Regions from separate parts of the Homo sapiens genome. Here region 2 is linked to region 1. Evidence: chromatin contacts called from ENCODE Hi-C or POLR2A ChIA-PET data. All regions are on one chromosome and are shown on one strand. Each heading gives the region's core, a stretch centred on a gene start or an enhancer-like site at or near the end of the contact. The rest is flanking DNA. Distances are from core to core; before and after follow the strand shown.

Evidence for each region. Hi-C counts contacts between places; a loop is a spot of excess contacts on that map. ChIA-PET counts read pairs that join two places held with the same protein, here RNA polymerase II (POLR2A). Pooled maps may share reads with other maps.
Region 2: a loop to region 1 is called in a map of HepG2, with 4 times the contacts of the local background. The contact joins two enhancer-like sites. A Hi-C loop is called at or near these places in 5 of 168 maps with a recorded cell type or tissue (HepG2, chondrocyte, heart right ventricle and 2 more), 1 of 37 single-sample maps with no recorded cell type and 1 of 50 pooled maps. POLR2A ChIA-PET finds 5 or more read pairs at or near these places in 1 of 52 experiments (H1).

The regions. Positions count from the first base shown.
Region 1 is chr10:35,631,260-35,635,021 of GRCh38, forward strand. No RefSeq gene overlaps it. Among named protein-coding and RNA genes, the nearest start is that of MIR4683, 8.1 kb to the right of the region's middle. Within about 2 kb of position 2,457, at least 2 of the 41 ENCODE cell types and tissues checked have a DNase peak (open chromatin) inside an H3K27ac peak, as active enhancers do.
Region 2 is chr10:35,939,289-35,942,748 of GRCh38, forward strand. No RefSeq gene overlaps it. Among named protein-coding and RNA genes, the nearest start is that of LINC02630, 42 kb to the left of the region's middle. Within about 2 kb of position 1,448, at least 3 of the 41 ENCODE cell types and tissues checked have a DNase peak (open chromatin) inside an H3K27ac peak, as active enhancers do.

The DNA.
Region 1 (3,762 bases), core at 1,207-3,706:
AATGCTATCTTATAATTCTACAACTTTAACAATGTGCTAGCATGAGGTAAGGTACTATCAGGTTCCTTTTAAAGAGGTGAGGTGAAGACACATGTATTGACACGCATTCAGGATTCCCCTGACCCACTGTTGGCTTGACCCTTGCTTCCTGGGCTACAATACGACCCTGCACCCAGTCTTAGAAAGTCAGGCCTGTCTTTGGTCTCTGCAGACTGACTGAGGTTTCATTTCCAGCTGAGTTGGTCTCAATACATAAACATCTACTGAACAAGAAGAGAATATTTTATTTTATTTTATTTTTTAAATTCAGGGAATACATGTGCCAGTTTGTTACATGGATATATTGTGCAATACTGAGGTTTAAGCTTCTATTGAACCTGTTACCCAAATAGTGAACATAATTCCCAATAGAAAGTTTTTCATCTTGCCCTCTTTTTTCCCTCCCACTTTTGGAGTCCCCAGTGTCTATAATTCCTGTTTTTATGTCCATATGTAGCCAATGTGTAGTTCCCCCTTAGAAGTGAGAACATGTGGTATTTGGTTTTCTGTTCCTGTGTTATTTCACTTAGGATAATGGCCTCTAGCTGCAACCATGTTGCTGCAATGGACATGATTTCATTCTTCTTTTTGTGGCTGCATAGTACTCCACAATGTATAGCGTACCACATTTTTAAAATCCAATCCACTGTTGATGGGCACCTAGGTTGATTCTATGTCTTTGCTATTGTGAATAATGCTGCAATAAGCATATGAGTGCAGGTGTCTTTTTGGTAGGAAGATAATATTTGAATATCTTTACTAACTAACACATCCACCTTATTGATTCCTCCTAACTTCACAGGTTGGGTTTAATTTCTAGTTTAATAGAATTATACCCTATGTGCACAATTCTTTGTTATTTCCTTATAGGTGAAAAAACAGTTATCAAAAACTGTGTACTGAGAAGTTCTTTCTTGGGGCCAGGTGAGGGCACTCCTGTCATCTCCCAAATACCTCTCAGGGTGACAAAAAGAAAAAAATAACTGCTTTTGTTTAGTCAAGTTAGATGACAATAGCTAGTTTGCTTAGCTAATTTCTATTTCTATATATCTATATAGATCTATATGTCTACAGATCTACAGATTTATATATCTATAAATACATCTACATATCCAGATCTGTATCTGCATATATTTCACTTTGGATGATAATACCACATTCAGTTACATTCACTGGTTTTCAACTCTGGCGGCACATGGGAATTGCCTGGGGAAGTTTTAGAAAACTTTGAATTCTCAGCTGGCACCCCCCAAAATTCTGATTCTGTTGGTTTGGGGTGCAACATGGGCATTGGTAATGATAAAAAAAAAACAAAAACATACCCCAAGTGCTTTTAACATGTAAGCATGGTAAGAACTACTGCTGGAGTGCTAGTTAATTAAAAATGGGCTTGTTAGGGGTGAAAATATTAGAAATTGGTTTTCTAATTTAAATCAGTGTATGATTCACCTGCATGATAAACATGGTGCTATAAAAGCATGCGTTTGTCCCCTGTGAAGAATGGCTGTGCCCCAGATTCGGAAAGCTATCCAACTTGGGTTGTTTCACTAACATTGATCCTAACTTTGCCTTTTGTCCTGGGGCAATTCCTTCCTTCCACCTTTCTCTGGCTACTGGCTGACCTTTTCAGCTGCCACCCATGCTCTTGGCCCCCTCCCGGGCACAGCCTGCAGCATGAGTCTGCTGGGCCAGTCAAGCTCTTCCTCAGGTTGCTCTGTCATTGCAGAGATTTCTGGGACGCTCTCTTGGGTTCCCTAAGCCCTTTTCTCTCCCTGATCCCTGCACTGGCCTTCACGGCACAGTGGTTCTGCTGTTTCTCCTTCTGCCTGGCCGAGGCCAGGCTCTCCCTGAAAGGCCCTCAGGCCTCTGCCAGCCAGGGCCAACACGTTCCACATTTGGCCCCTCTCCCCATGTGAACTCAATCAGTAACAGAAGCCCATCTGACTAATAGAGGATTAGTCCTCTCTCACACTGCTATAAAGATACTCCCTGAGACAGGGTCATTGACAAAGGAAAGAGGAGTAATTGGCTCACAGCTCCGCGTGGCTGGGGAAGCCTCAGGAAACTTACAATCATGGTGGAAGGTGAAGGGGAAGCAGACACATCTTACACAGTCACAGGAGAGCGAAAGAGAGAAAGAGGGAAGTGCCAGACACTTACCAAACAAGACCACTTGAAAACTCACTCACTATCGGAACATCAAGGGGGGGAATCCGTCCCCATAATCCAGTCACCCCCCACTAGGTTCCTCCCTTGACATGTGGGGATTACAATTCAAAACGAGATTAGGGTGGGGACACAGAACCAAACCATATTACTCCCAGTCACTGTGCCTTCTCACTAAGCTAGAACACAGACTCTTAAATGTGGAATTTATTGGAACACGGTGGCTGTAGAAGGCAAAAGGCAGGTGAGCTGGCCTAAGTTGGCCAGGATCCCAAGAGGCAAGCCTTTCCACAGTGCTCCTCTTGTCTCTGAAGGATGGGCGTTCACATTTCCTGTGTAGGCCACCACCAAACTGTGAGAGAACTCTGCTATGATTCTGTAACCAGGTAAACACAGCCCTGGTAAGTTGCTGTATCAGCTATGAATGCATTTTTTTTTTTTTTTTTGAGATAGACTCTTTCTCTATTGCTCATGCTGGAGTGCAGTAGCAGATTCATAGCTTACTGCAGGCTTGAACTCTTGGACTCAAGCGATCCTTCTGTCTCAGTCTCCCAAGGGACTACAGGCATGCATTACCACACCTGGCTTTTTATTTTTTTATAGCGATGGAGTCTCATTATATTACCCAAGCTGGTCTAGAACTCCTGGCCTCTAGTGATCCTCCTATCTCGGCCTCCCAAAGTGTTGGGATTACAGATGTGAGCCACCACACCCAGCCTGAATGCACCTTGTGGTGGCCTCAGAGGTCTACACAGAAGAGTGGGACTGCTGGAAAAGATCTACAGAGACAGGAGTGACAAGTAGGCTTAGTGGCTTCTAGGCCCAGCTGTGCTCCTGACTGTGTGATGTTCAGTAAGCACAGTTGTTTTGGGCTTGTTTTCTAACCAGTGAAATGTGGGATGGTGTGCTAGAACTTCCTACCCTTCGGTGTGCCTGTGAAGCTTGGGGATCTTGTTAAAATGCAGTTTCTGATTCAGTAAGAGAGATCTGAGATTCCACATTTCCCTAATGCCACAGGTTCTTGCCCCTGCTCCTTGTTCATGGGCAGCAAGATTCTTGCCCCTGAGGCCTCTGAACTCTGTAAGTCCTCCAAGATCTTATGTGGTCCTTGGTCACAGTCTCCTCCTTCCCTCCTATCCCCACTAGACATTCCAGTCCTCAGAAACCTCATTTCTCTGCTCATCCCTTTTTTTTTTTGGCAAAGTCTTGCTCTGTCATCCAGGCTGGAGTGCAGTGGTGTGATCTCAGCTCACTGTAGCCTCCGCCTCCTGGATCAAGCGATTCACCTGCCTCAGCCTCCTGAGTAGCTGGGATTACAGGTGCCAGCCACCACATCCAGCTAATTTTTGTATTTTTAGTAGAGACAGAGTTTCACCATGTTGGCCATGCTGGTCTCAAACTCCTGACCTCAGGTGATCCGCCTGCCTCGTCCTCCCAAAGTGGTGGGACTACAGGCGTGAGCCACCGGTCCTGGTCCTGCTCATCCTTCTTTAAGATCCTGTTCTTCCTACATCTCAGTGCTGTGTCATCTTCCTTCCCGAGGGCTCCAGCATTCCA
Region 2 (3,460 bases), core at 198-2,697, 310 kb after region 1:
GACCCAAAATCATAACCAGTTAAATGAGTGGAGATTTTGCACCACCGAGTTTTGGGATGGTTTGTTTTTTAATAAAGATAACTGGTACATGGGTTGGTAGGCATAGTAGTGGTATTTTGGAACAAGAATTACTGAACTGACAAGACATTTTCCACAACCTCCATGAGATAAGGGAGGCCCTGATGTTCTATAAGCCTTAGGCAGGATTGGCTTAGGGACTGAGTGGAGTTGAACCTGAAGCTGAGATCCAGATCTCACTCTTGGCAGCTCAGAGACACCAGGGGGAAACAGATTGGCTGGAAAGGAGAGTCAACAGTAAGCACCACTAAACTGCACAACCATGTTTTCAGTGATCACCTAGTGTGCTTGAGCATGTGCTGTGTGGACATGGATGCAGTCATTGTCAGATATGTAAAAACATAGCTGGAACTATAATGGAGTCTTACAATGTGATCTTGTCCTGAGAACTCCTGAAAAATTATATGCTTTTCAAAGTTGTCTTTTATTGTTAGTTTCTTTAGTAGTGTTGCTTTAAGCAGCTTCCTAATGCCACACAAATCCTGAATTGTGTATAGGGATAATTAGTAGGTATATAGCCTAGGTTCTCTTAAACAGAGTTCTTCTGAAACATCAGCCCCACGGTTCCACAGCTGACACAGACGAACTGGGGATGGACGCTTAAACACATCAGCACAATCCATAAAGGTGTGAGGGTGTTTGGCATAAAGGGCATCCTGGTTTTTGGGGCCTGCTCTTCTGCAGATGCAGTGCGATACTCCCCCGCACTTCATCCCCATGATGGCTTTTGTCTGTTATCATATCTCAGTGCATTTCAGAACTCAGCTTCTGTTGTCATTTTTTCACTCTCCTCTTTACAAGATTTCATTACATTTTCCATGTTTTAATCCAAACAGCCAATGCCAAAAAAAAAAAAAAAAAGGAGAGAAAGAAAGTACAGCTGTGGTGAGTCATTAAAGTGATTTTTCCAGCTGTTTAACTATTATGTCTGGCCCCACAGCAGCCTCTAAAAGACTAAGAAAATGTTCTGCTTAGACTTTCTAGGGCTGAAAGTTTACAGATCACCAATTTTTCTTATATTAACAAACCCTTGTTATCACCTCTTGGAGCAATGGAGCAGAGGAACACAGGGAGGAAACGAAGGATTAAAATGTTTTAGTGTAGTCATAAAAATCTCGAGCACTGGAGTCAACAGACCTGGGCTTCAATCAGGGATCAGCTGCTGATGAGCTCAAGACACTGAGCATGTGACTTAGCTTCTCTGCATCTGTGTCTTCTTCGGTGATATGAGGGTATTATCTCAGTTACAGAGTCACTGAGGAGAGTAAATTGACTGATGTAAAAACATTTACTTCAGCAGTAACTGCCGTGTAGCCCGGGCTCCAACCCGGCGGCTGCGATGATTTTGATAGTCTGGAGGCCTTGTCTGTGGCCCTGGCTCTTCCTTCCCTGGCGGGGCGTGAGCTTTGCATTGTGCTTCTCCCAGCAGTTGGGGTGTGGAGGAGGAGCGCACAGCAGGCTGCGGTGTTGTGCCAGATGGCCCAGGTGTATTGCTTTCATGAAATTTACAACACGGGATATTTACACCTGTCACAGCTGTCACTCACTACAGGCAGATCAGACAGTGCTCCCTGAGAGCTGAGCAGGAATCTGTCACAATCTAGCTGTGCAGAGATGCCAGGCTCTCTTCCCTGCCGCCTGGCAGAGTGGAGAGGATGCTTTTCCATCTTCCCCACTTGGCAGCTAACTCAGTGCAAGGAGAGTCCCGTTTTGTACTCTTGCTCCTGCATCCCCTAACACCCTTGGGAATTTAGGTATCTAGAGGGAGGGTGGTTCTACCTTTAAGAGATTGCTGGGTGTATAAGAAAATAACCTGGTGCAGCTGGAAGGGTCTGGGACTGGAGTCTGGCACTAGGCTTACAATGGTGTTGCTGGTTAGCAGTAGCTTCTTCTGCGTAAGAGTCACTGAACCTCTTCAGATGCCAGCTCCTTTTTGTTAGGAAAAATAGTATGCATTTTGAATAGGAATAATCTCTAAGAAACCTACTATGTCTATATACTTCTGACTTTTATATCAAGAAGGCGTCATCCCAGGTTGCTAAATGAAAACATTAGACACAGCAATAAAAAGAAAGGATTCATTGAGACACATTGACCCCTTGGCTTTACCTCATAATTATTTCCAAAGTTCTCATAATCATGGCTGCAATCGATCATGGGCTTTTGGTTCGCAATGTAAGGAACTGAGAGAAATCCAATACAATACCAGTTCTTAACAGAAGCATGAATCCTTTTTTCCGTGAGCATGAAGCAAAATGTCCATATGAAAATAAGAAATAAGTATAAATGGTACAAGGATACACATTCAGAAAAAGTTATAAGACTATTTAAATTAGTTGAATATTAACAAAAGGGAGACACATTTTGATTAATCTGAAAGTGAATAAACACAAATTTTATTTCTAATCATTGTCTTATCTCAGAAGAGGTAATGTTACGGAAATATATTATAAAAACCCAATGTTCTCAAGAGTTATTGACCAATCATAAAGTTATGGAGAAGTCCAAATAAGTTACTTAAATATTTGTATACTGTTGGGGATTTTGATTAGGAGAAAGGAGTTAATTCTAGTAATCTATTGGGATGTTATTTAACATTATGTTTTATATTGCACGTTAGGAAAGACGGTAGAGGTAAATCTCAGTATTAACCATTAGACAAGTATAGCTTAGCCTCAATCTTCACAGAACTTGAAGTTCTAGTGGCTTGTGGTTCAAAAGCTTTCTGACCTCATGAATGGTAGAATGGTAGGTCCATAACAGTGAATGGAATCCACAAAACGCAGTGTTAGAGGTACATGGATAAAATAACATCCTCCAGCACACTTTGACCCCTTGCTTTCCTAGTCCCCAGCAGTGCTGGTAGCAGAGAGCAGTTGGCTATGGTCCACTGCACAGGATGGCTGTGATGTCATTTAGGAAGCCATCTGGAGGTTTGGCGATGAGCCTGTCACAACTTCACTTGTGCCATGACAAAATGCTGAAGTATCGCAGATTTCTTCCTGGCCCTTAGCTTCTGCTCTAGGGACACATTAGGACTTTGAGGATCTCATAAAATATTTCTTCCTTCATCCTGGACTCACTTTTTATCCAACACAATGCATCTAATGCATCTTGGGAGAATAACTCAGCCTGCTCTCATGCCTCCTTCTTTCATTTTGGGGTCTATATTGAATAAAGTAATTGATGTATCAATACATTTGGCATATTTGCATTATTGTGTCTTTAGGTTTCCTAGAAAATAAGATGTATTCAGGCTGGGTGCAGTGCTCACTCCTGTAATCCCAGCACTTTGGGAAGCCTAGGTGGGTGGAACTCTTGAGTTCATGAGTTCAAGATAGGCCTGGGCAACATGGCAAAACCCTTTCTCTACAAAAAATGC